2 separate regions of the Homo sapiens genome follow, and region 2 is linked to region 1. Evidence: chromatin loops called from intact Hi-C (ENCODE). Cell type or tissue: dorsolateral prefrontal cortex. All regions are shown on one strand. Links, peaks and the distances in the headings refer to the core of each region. The heading gives the core; the rest is flanking DNA.

The links. Peaks named below come from ENCODE experiments on the same cell type or tissue, not always from the same donor. Only the 100,000 strongest peaks of a DNase experiment are listed, where the experiment ranks them.
Region 2: a loop joins it to region 1, with 2.2 times the contacts of the local background. A loop is called at or near these places in 7 of 110 quality-filtered maps.

What each region holds. Positions count from the first base shown.
Region 1 is chr12:122,354,390-122,358,389 of GRCh38, reverse strand. It overlaps CLIP1 (CAP-Gly domain containing linker protein 1), which reads left to right. Exons shown (of 26, transcript NM_001247997.2): 6 at 3,078-3,275; 7 at 3,834-3,937. Among named protein-coding and RNA genes, the nearest start is that of CLIP1-AS1, 39 kb to the left of the region's middle. In dorsolateral prefrontal cortex, for the core only: a CTCF peak has its summit at 2,052 (motif pointing right); DNase peaks (open chromatin) are centred at 2,089 and 2,979; H3K27ac peaks cover 2,173 bases.
Region 2 is chr12:122,051,216-122,056,625 of GRCh38, reverse strand. It overlaps BCL7A (BAF chromatin remodeling complex subunit BCL7A), which reads right to left. Exons shown (of 6, transcript NM_001024808.3): 5 at 1,700-1,821. Among named protein-coding and RNA genes, the nearest start is that of LINC02985, 9.4 kb to the left of the region's middle. RefSeq lists an enhancer at 1,234-1,848. In dorsolateral prefrontal cortex, for the core only: CTCF peaks have their summits at 1,912 and 2,127 (motif pointing left); a DNase peak (open chromatin) is centred at 2,105; H3K4me3 peaks cover 390 bases; H3K27ac peaks cover 1,773 bases.

The DNA of each region.
Region 1 (4,000 bases), core at 1-4,000:
CATAGGACAATAGTGGAGGGAAGGTCAGCAGATAAACAAGTAAACAAAGGTCTCTGGTTTTCCTAGGCAGAGGACCCTGCGGCCTTCCGCAGTGTTTGTGTCCCTGGGTACTTGAGATTAGGGAGTGGTGATGACTCTTAACGAGCATGCTGCCTTCAAGCATCTGTTTAACAAAGCACATCTTGCACCGCCCTTAATCCATTTAACCCTGAGTGGACACAGCACATGTTTCAGAGAGCACAGGGTTGGGGGTAAGGTCACAGATCAACAGGATCCCAAGGCAGAAGAATTTTTCTTAGTACAGAGCAAAATGAAAAGTCTCCCATGTCTACCTCTTTCTACACAGACATGGCAACCATTCGATTTCTCAATCTTTTCCCCACCTTTCCCCCCTTTCTATTCCACAAAACCGCCATTGTCATCATGGCCCGTTCTCAATGAGCTGTTGGGTACACCTCCCAGACGGGGTGGTGGCCGGGCAGAGGGGCTCCTCACTTCCCAGTAGGGGCGGCCGAGCAGAGGCGCCCCTCACCTCCCAGGCGGGGCGGCTGGCCGGGCGGGGGGCTGACCCCCCCCACCTCCCTCCCGGATGGGGCGGCTAGCCGGGCAGAGGGGCTCCTCACTTCCCAGTAGGGGCGGCCGGGCAGAGGCGCCCCTCACCTCCCGGACGGGGCGGCTGGCTGGGCAGGGGACTGACCCCCCCATCTCCCTCCCGGACGGGGCGGCTGGCCGGGCAGAGGGGCTCCTCACTTCCCAGTAGGGGTGGCCGGGCAGAGGCGCCCCTCACCTTCCGGACGGGGCGGCTGGCCGGGCGGGGGGGGCTGACCCCCCCCACCTCCCTCCCGGACGGGGCGGCTGGCCGGGTGGCGGGCTGACCCCCCCCACCTCCCTCCTGGATGGGGTGGCTGCCGGGCGGAGACGCTCCTCACTTCCCAGACGGGGTGGCTGCCGGGCGGAGGGGCTCTTCACTTCTCAGACAGGGCGGCTGCCGGGCGGAGGGGCTCCTCACTTCTCAGACGGGGCGGTTGCCAGGCGGAGGGTCTCCTCTCTTCTCAGACGGGGCGGCCGGGCAGAGACGCTCCTCACCTCCCAGACAGGGTCGCGGCCAGGTAGAGGCGCTCCTCACATCCCAGATGGGGCAGCGGGGCAGAGGCGCTCCCCACATCTCAGACGATGGGCGGCCGGGCAGAGACGCTCCTCACTTCCTAGATGGGACGGCGGCCGGGAAGAGGCGCTCCTCACTTCTAGATGAGATGGCGGCCGGGCAGAGACGCTCCTCACTTTCCAGACTGGGCAGCCAGGCAGAGGGGCTCCTCACTTCCCAGACGGGGTGGCGGCTGGGCAGAGGCTGCAGTCTCGGCACTTTGGGAGGCCAAGGCAGGCGGCTGGGAGGTGGAGGTTGTAGCGAGCCGAGATCACGCTACTGCACTCCAGCCTGGGTACCATTGAGCACTGAGTGAACCAGACTCCGTCTGCAATCTCGGCACCTCGGGAGGCCGAGGCTGGCGGATCACTCGCAGTTAGGAGCTGGAGACCAGCCCGGCCAACACAGCGAAACCCCGTCTCCACCAAAAAAATACGAAAACCAGTCAGGCGTGGCGGCGCGCGCCTGCAATCGCAGGCACTCGGCAGGCTGAGGCAGGAGAATCAGGCAGGGAGGCTGCAGTGAGCCGAGATGGCAGCAGTACAGTCCAGCTTCGGCTCGGCATCAGAGGGAGACCATGGAAAGAGAGGGAGAGGGAGACCGTGGGGAGAGGGAGAGGGAGAGAGGGAGAGGGAGAGAGGGAGAGGGACCCAATTCATTCTTTAATAACCAGAATGACTTCATGTTACTGTGTGCGCTGCTGTTGGGCTCTACACATCTAGTCAAGCCTTGGAATCTGATTTCTCATCACCAACCTCATTTCCTGTGCATGTTGATTTTTGCATCATACTTTCATTTTCGTCATGGGAATAGCCAAAACCCAGCTTTGAAAGTACATGATGTTATTGAAAGGACTGTAGGACAATCTAATGAGACTGAATTGCCTCAAACTAGTAGTTTGCACAGAGTCCAGCAGATGTCGCTGTGTTTCTCTTGAAATTTTAAAACATCCTACAGTGCACTGGTGAGTTTGCTCAGCACCCTGGGGCATCTCTGCACATGGTTTGGGAACCACACATTTAATGTATTCAGGAAGAAATATTAGCAAGAGAAGGTATAATTTAGCTATATAATGAAATTGGAAGGTCAAGGTCAAATGGTTAAAAAAGACAACAGGAGTTTCTTCCTGGTATGTTTAAGTAATTTCAAGAACAAAAGGTTGATTCTTTTGTAGTTCTCAAGTTGCCGAGTTATTAATTGAGGAAAGATCCTCGCTGTAAGTCTGCATCCTGTGCATCTTGCAGTAAGGGCCTAGGGAAACCGATGAAGAGAAGAGCTTTCAGGCGACAGCTGCAGCAGCTCTGACTGCAGAAGATGAAGTCAAGGCTGACTTGATCTGGAGCCAGCAGTGGCTGAGCAGATGGCCTTTGGCGCGGTGGCTCACACCTGTAACCTTAGCACTTTAGAGTTCGAGAACAGCCTGGCGAACATGGCAAAACCCCGTCTCTACTAAAAATATAAAAATTAGCTGGGCGGTAGTGGTGCACGCCTGTGATCCCAGCTACTTGGGAGGCTGAAGCAGGAGAATCACTTGAATCCAGGAGGTGGAGGTTGCAGTCAGCTGAGATCGCACCACTGCACTCCAGCTAATTTTTGTATTTTTAGTAGAGATGGGGTCTCATCATCTTGGCCAGGTCTCAAACTCCTGGCCTCAAGTGATCCACCCGCCTTGGCCTCCTGAAGTGCTAGGATTACAGGCATGAGCCACCGCACCTGGCTGATCTCTTTACGTTGATGTATTCTTTGTGAGATTTATAGACAGAAGGCACACACTGTCTTGTGTTTTTGAGGAAGCCTTTCCTAATCCTGGCCAGCCTGCCAGCTGGAGCAGCGCCCTTGCTTTGCCGAGCAGATGCCCGCCATGCATGCATCGCGCCTCCCTCGCTTTTCTGACAGCATCATCGCCCTTCATTTCTCTAACTTTCCTTTACAGTTGACTGAAACCTCCTCCCGTTACGCCAGGAAGATCTCCGGTACCACTGCCCTCCAGGAGGCCCTGAAGGAGAAGCAGCAGCACATTGAGCAGCTGCTGGCGGAACGGGATCTGGAGAGGGCGGAGGTGGCCAAGGCCACGAGCCACGTGGGGGAGATAGAGCAGGAGCTAGCTCTGGCCCGGGACGGACATGACCAGGTGAAGTCTGGACCTTGTTGCGGAGATGGTGATGGTTTCTAAAGCCACTGAGGAGCCGAGAAGCATGCCCGGTGCTTGGCACCGAGGAGCTAGACTTGAGAGCACAAGAAATGGGTGTACATTTCTTTGCTGTGCTTGTTTGAAAGCTACAGTCTGGGGTGCCAGTTTCCATGATCACAGAGATGAAGTTTTGTTCTTGATTCGACCTTAGTGTTTGGTCTTTGTGTCCGGGTCTTTTGGCCTGTCTGTGTTAGGCCAGCTTGGTTACTAGGGCCTTACCAATGATTGATTATAGCTGCTGTTTGTGGATTACTCTTAATATGTGTTTCAGCTTCAAAAAAGATGAGAGGTGTTTTAACATTGTTCTTTATCACTTTCATCATCTATCTTCCAGGAAAGCTGTTGAGAATAACCTATTAAAATAGAGAAAGCTTTTTAACATAAGGTTTTAGAGTAACGCCCACCCACCATGGTGACCCACAGCTCTTTGGAGAAGTATCACTGGGTCTGTATCTGGGTCAGAAATAGTCCATTTACCGACATTCTTGCCTTCCCCAGCATGTCCTGGAATTGGAAGCCAAAATGGACCAGCTGCGAACAATGGTGGAAGCTGCTGACAGGGAGAAGGTGGAGCTTCTCAACCAGCTTGAAGAGGAGAAAAGGTGACCCCAGACTGTTTCCTGGTGCAAGTGTGGCCTTTCCCCCTTTTTTTTTGTTTTTGAGAC
Region 2 (5,410 bases), core at 608-4,607, 300 kb after region 1:
TCTTGCTATGTTGCCCAGGCTGGTCTCGAACTCCTGGCCTCAAGTGATCCACCTGCCTCAGCCTCCCAAAGTGCTGGGCTTACAAATGTGAGCCACTGCACCCGGCCAAAAACGTATTGCTTGAAATGTCAGGCTGTCTGCTTTACTGGAGTACATCCTCCATGTCACTCACACACCTAGCTCTGTGGACAATATGTGTGTCGGTGTGCCTGTGAAAATGGTGGAAGAGGCCCAATTTTAGGTCTGGGTCTCCTGGAAGCAAGAGTGTGGGGTAGTGGGGGCGATGTGAGAATGGGGGACTCCTGGCATTTCCAGGTACTGCGGGGGAGCATTGGATACTCTCAGGGTATGGATCAAAGTTTCAAGCTGAGCTTTTCTTCTCTGAGATCAAGAGGCCCAGAGATCCCAGCCGACAACTTTGGTCTTAATATAAATCACCAGGCTTTGGTTTCTACTGTTTTTAACCAGATGGGCTCATGCTACGCCTGCGGATCTGCAGCTTGCTTTTCTCACTGCACGCTGCAAGAATGTTTATCAGAACCTGGAAGGCACAACCATGCTCTTCTAGATGGCTGCGCCCTAGTCTGTCTCAGACAAGACCCCAGATTTCCCTAAGCAGCCCCTTAGAGCTAGGGCATGTGGAGGGGGTTCCATGGGGTGAGGTTCTGGAAAGGGACCTGCCAATCAAAGGGTTTAAAGATTTTGAAGTTGCCAGGCGCAGTGGCTCACGCCTGTAATCCCAGCACTTTGAGAGGCTGAGGGAGTGGATCATTTGAGGTCAGGAATTTGAGACCAGCCTGGCCAACATGGTGAAACCCATCTCTACTAAAAATACAAAAATCAGCCAGGCAGAGTGGTAGGCACCTGTAATCCCACCTACTTGGGAGGCTGAGGCAGGAGAATTGCTTGAATCCAGGAGGTGGAGGTTGGAGTGAGCCGGGATCATGCCACTGCACTCCAGCCTGGGTGACAAAGTGAGACTCTGTCTCGAAGGAAAAAAAGTCTAGAGGATTTACAGTGAAAAATCCTAATAGTGGTCATGGCCAATGACACCTCTGCATCTTGTGTCCGCTCCATGCTAAGTGTTTTACCCAAGTTCTCCCATCGAATCCTCACGGTGGCCCTAAGACAGTTCCGTGATCCCATTTTGGGAGCTGGGATTCAAACTTGGGCCCGACTCTGGGAGGTTTGCTCCTAACCACCGGGCCCCACTGCACCTGTGCTGACTCATTCAGACCAGATTCCAACACAGAGTGATGCCCTGGAGAGGGGCCCATGCAGTGCAAGTGGGGCCAGCAGCACCGCTCCGTCGGAGGCCCCACCACTTAGGTTTCTGAAGTCTTGTCTTCCCAGCTCTAAAGGTCACCGATCTGGGGATCACTGAGATGAGGCAATGCCTGTGTGAACCTGAACAGACAAAACGTAGCAGCCGAGGCTGGGTTCAAGGTCCCTTCATCCTCCTCCGACCCAGAGGCTCCTTGAGGGCAGAGGCCACAAGTCTCATTATCCCTCGGCCCCAGAGCCCAAGGCAGAGCCCAGGACTGTGTTCATGGACATAGCCCAATGGACAAATGACAGTTCCAATGGTCCAACGACAAAACAACAAAACACAATGACGAAACACCTTTCAACGTACCCCCGACAACCCAATGGGCTCCCGGCCGATCTGGCTGCCCCTCTGAGACCTCGAGCGAGGTACCTGAGAGATTGCAGACGTCTCTGCGGCCAGACCCGAGTCTCCAGACGGCTGCCGATCTACTTTCTCTGAGCTGTTCATCGAATGTTCCATCGAGGACTGTGAATTCTGCTCATCAGAAGCATCTGAGGGAAGAGCAAGACGACAGGAGCTGTTTTCAGACACGTGAGAGGCGGGGCCGGTGGGGCCAAATACTGAAAATACCTTGAATCGGGTAGTTTTGGGGCCAGTGGTCTTTGAAGGCTACAATGAGCTGGGGGGCTGGAGGGCTGGGGAGTCTCCTGTTGATTTTTCAGTGGCGCTGTTTCCAGCAGCCAGGTCACACACGGACCCTGGCGTCTGCAACCCTCTCCTGCACACTTAGCTGCTGAGGGCCCTGGGAGGCGACTGGAGGAGGCTGCAGTCTCTGTGCTGCGTGCACCCAGCACCCCCTGGCGGCCGCAGTGCGCACCAACAATCATGGCTGTCAATTCCTCTCTCCCGCAGCCAAGGTGGCTTCGTCCTAACCTTTTGTAAACATTTCTCTTAATAATATGGGTATTTGGCCGGGCACGGTGGCTCAGGCCTGTAATCCCAGCACTTTGGGAGGCCGAGGCTGGCGGATCACGAGGTCAGGAGATCGAGACCATCCTGGCTAACACGGTGAAACCCCGTCTCTACTAAAAATACAAAAAATTAGCCGGGCGTGGTGGCGGCGGGCGCCTGTAGTCCCACCTACTCGGGAGGCTGAGGCAGGAGGATGGCGTGAACCCGGGAGGCGGAGGTTGCAGTGAGCCGAGATCGCGCCACTGCACTAAAGCTTGGGTGACAGAGCGAAACTCCGTCTCAAAATAATAACAATAATAAGGGTATTTTTCCGATTGCCAGAGCAATGACTGACCATTGCAGGAAACAGAAAAGTACAGAAAAAATAAAGTTAAAAATCACCTGTCACCACCCAGGGACCACCCCACTAATGTTTTAGAGGATTAATTCCCGTCTTTCCAGTTTCCCCTCCCTCCATGCGTACAAATTTTCTCCTCTTCCCAAATGGGGGTCATGTGGTATTTCGGAGGAATTCTTCATGTCTTTAAAGGTTCTTTAAATATCACAGCTTACAAGATGGCCGCACACCATTCCATCAAGGAATCGCCAGTAGAATGAACCCAGTTATTCGGGTGATTTCTCATGCCTGTCTTCCTGCTGCTCCACCCCAAGTTTTCTTTAGCAGAAGGAAGGTGCAGGCTGGATGGGGCGGGGGGGTGGGTGCAGCTTGGGAGGAGGCAGTGGCGGCAGCGGTTTTTCCTAAAGCTTACTGGACACAGAGCCAGACACTCGTGAAGGGGCAGCAAAAATCCTACCCGAGGCCCGGACACCATGGTACCCTGATGTTAAAAAGCACACACGAAACGAATCCTAGAGAATGCCTGTGCGACCAAGACTTCCCTGCTGGGGTTTCTGAGGCAGAGTAATAACAAAGGGGAAAATAACCCATGCTTAAGTTTAAAAGCAAGCAGGCAAGATGGGAAGAAGAAGGAGACAGTGCAGGGCCTGGGACAGGCCGGGACACAGAGGGCGGGGGAACGGGACAGCAAGACCCTCCTTCCCAGGGAGTCTGAGCAGGGTTGACACTTACTTCTCAGACTAGGAGCCCTGGCCGGGCGCGGCGGCTCACGCCTATAATCCCACCACTTTGGGAGGCCAAGGCAGGCGGATCACTTGAAGTCAGGAGTTCAAGACCAGCCTGGCCAACATGGTGAAACCCCGTCTCTACTAAAAATACAAAAATTAGCCAGGCATGGTGGTGCACGCCTGTAATCCCAGTTACTCGGAGGCTGAGGCAGGAGAATCGTTTGAACCCAGGACCACCTCCTGGATTGGGAGCCGAGATCATGCCACGGCACTCCAGCCTGGGCGACAGAGTAAGACTGTCTCAAAAAACGACAACAACAACAAAAACAGGCTAGGCACGGTGGCTCACGCCTGTAATCCCAGCACTTTGGGAGGCTAAGGTGGGTGGATCGGCTGAGGTCAGGAGTTTGAGACCAGCCTGGCCAACATGGCAAACCCCCCCCCCCCCCCGACTAAAAAAATACAAAAGTAAGCCAGGCGTGGTGTCGCGCGCCTGTAATCCCAGCTACTTGGGAGGCTGAGGCAGGAGAATCCCATAAACCCAGGAGGCGGAGGTTCCAGTGAGACAAGATCATGCCACTGCACTCCAGCCTGGGTGACAGAGTGAGACTCTGTCTCCAAAACAAAACAAAACAAAAAACAAAACAATAAAAAAACAAAAAGAAAGAAAACATTATGCTGAGTGAGAAGTCAGACACAAAAGGCCACAGAGTATATGATTCCATTTATATGAAAAGTCCAGAATAGGCAAACCCATGGAGACAGAAAGTTTCGTGGTTGCCCTGGGCAGGGACCCAGTGTTGCTGGGGAAGGGAGAAGTGGAGAATGATTGCGGCTGGGTGCAAGGTTTCTTTCTGGGGTGATTAAAATGTTTTGGAACCAGATAGAAGTGGTGGTTGCACAACCTTGTGAGTGTACTGTCAGTGAATTATTCACTTAACCTGGTTAATTTTATGTGAATTTCATCTCAATAAAAAGAAAAATCACCCAGGTGTAGTTGCTCACACCTGTACTCCCAACACTTTGGAAGGCCAAGGTGGGAAGATAGCTTGAGCTCAGGAGTTTGTGAACAGCCTGGGAAATATAGTGAAATCTCATCTCTAGTTTATTTATTTTTTTTTTTTAAAAGAGAGGGGCCAGGCCAGGCCAGGCGTGGTGGCTCACACCTGTAATCCCAGCATTTTGGGAGACCAAGGCAGGCAGATCACTTGAGGTCAAGAGTTCAAGACCAGCCTGGCCAACATGGTGAAACCCCGTCTCTACTAAAAATATAAAAAGTAGCTGGGTGTGATGGCAGGTGCCTGTAATCTCAGCTACTCGGGTGGCTGAGGCAGGAGAATCGCTTGACCCCAGGAGGCGGAGGTTGCAGTGAGCGGAAAATCGCACCACTGCACTCCAGCCTGGGTGACAGAGTGAGACTTTGTCTCAAAAAAAAAAAAAAAAAAAAAAAAAGAGAGAGAGAGAAATCATGTTATTGTTATACTCTATTTCATAATAAATGTTTGCTTTAACATAAATATTTAAAGTTTTTACTAGAAAAGTTGCCCATCTGTGGCTTTGGATCTGACCACAGCTCCTTTTCTGCCGGGCACAGCAGGCTCTGCAGAGTGGTGGGGGAGGTGGGTGCCCCAGATGTAGGCTTAGAAATCATGAAGGTGGCCAGTCACCCAGAGACTCACGCTGACCCGTGCTGGGCAGAGAGGTGCCCGGCAGAGGCCTCTCCTGAGAGCCAGGCCCTAGAGCTTGGTGGGAACTGGCCTTGGAACCCACAGAGCATTCAGGAGCTCAGGGCAGCAGCCGATTCTCTGGGCGCTGCGGTGCTGGAACTCACCCAGGGAAAATTATTTTCCTGGGACCTAAATTTAGTCCAGGGAGCTTGGACAGGAATTATGTCATTCCCTGAACTCACACAGCAGTAAACAAGTTCAAAGCAAGGTCAACAGCTGGTGGCCGACCTGCCCCATCCCGGCAGACAGCACGCACCCACCTGGGAAGGCCACACGGGTCTGTCCTTGTGCCCTTCCCACGGGCAGCTCGGGCAGCAGGCAGGTGGATCCTGGCTGAGCAGTGCAGGGCAGCCGTGCAGGCCCAGGGGCCTGGGGT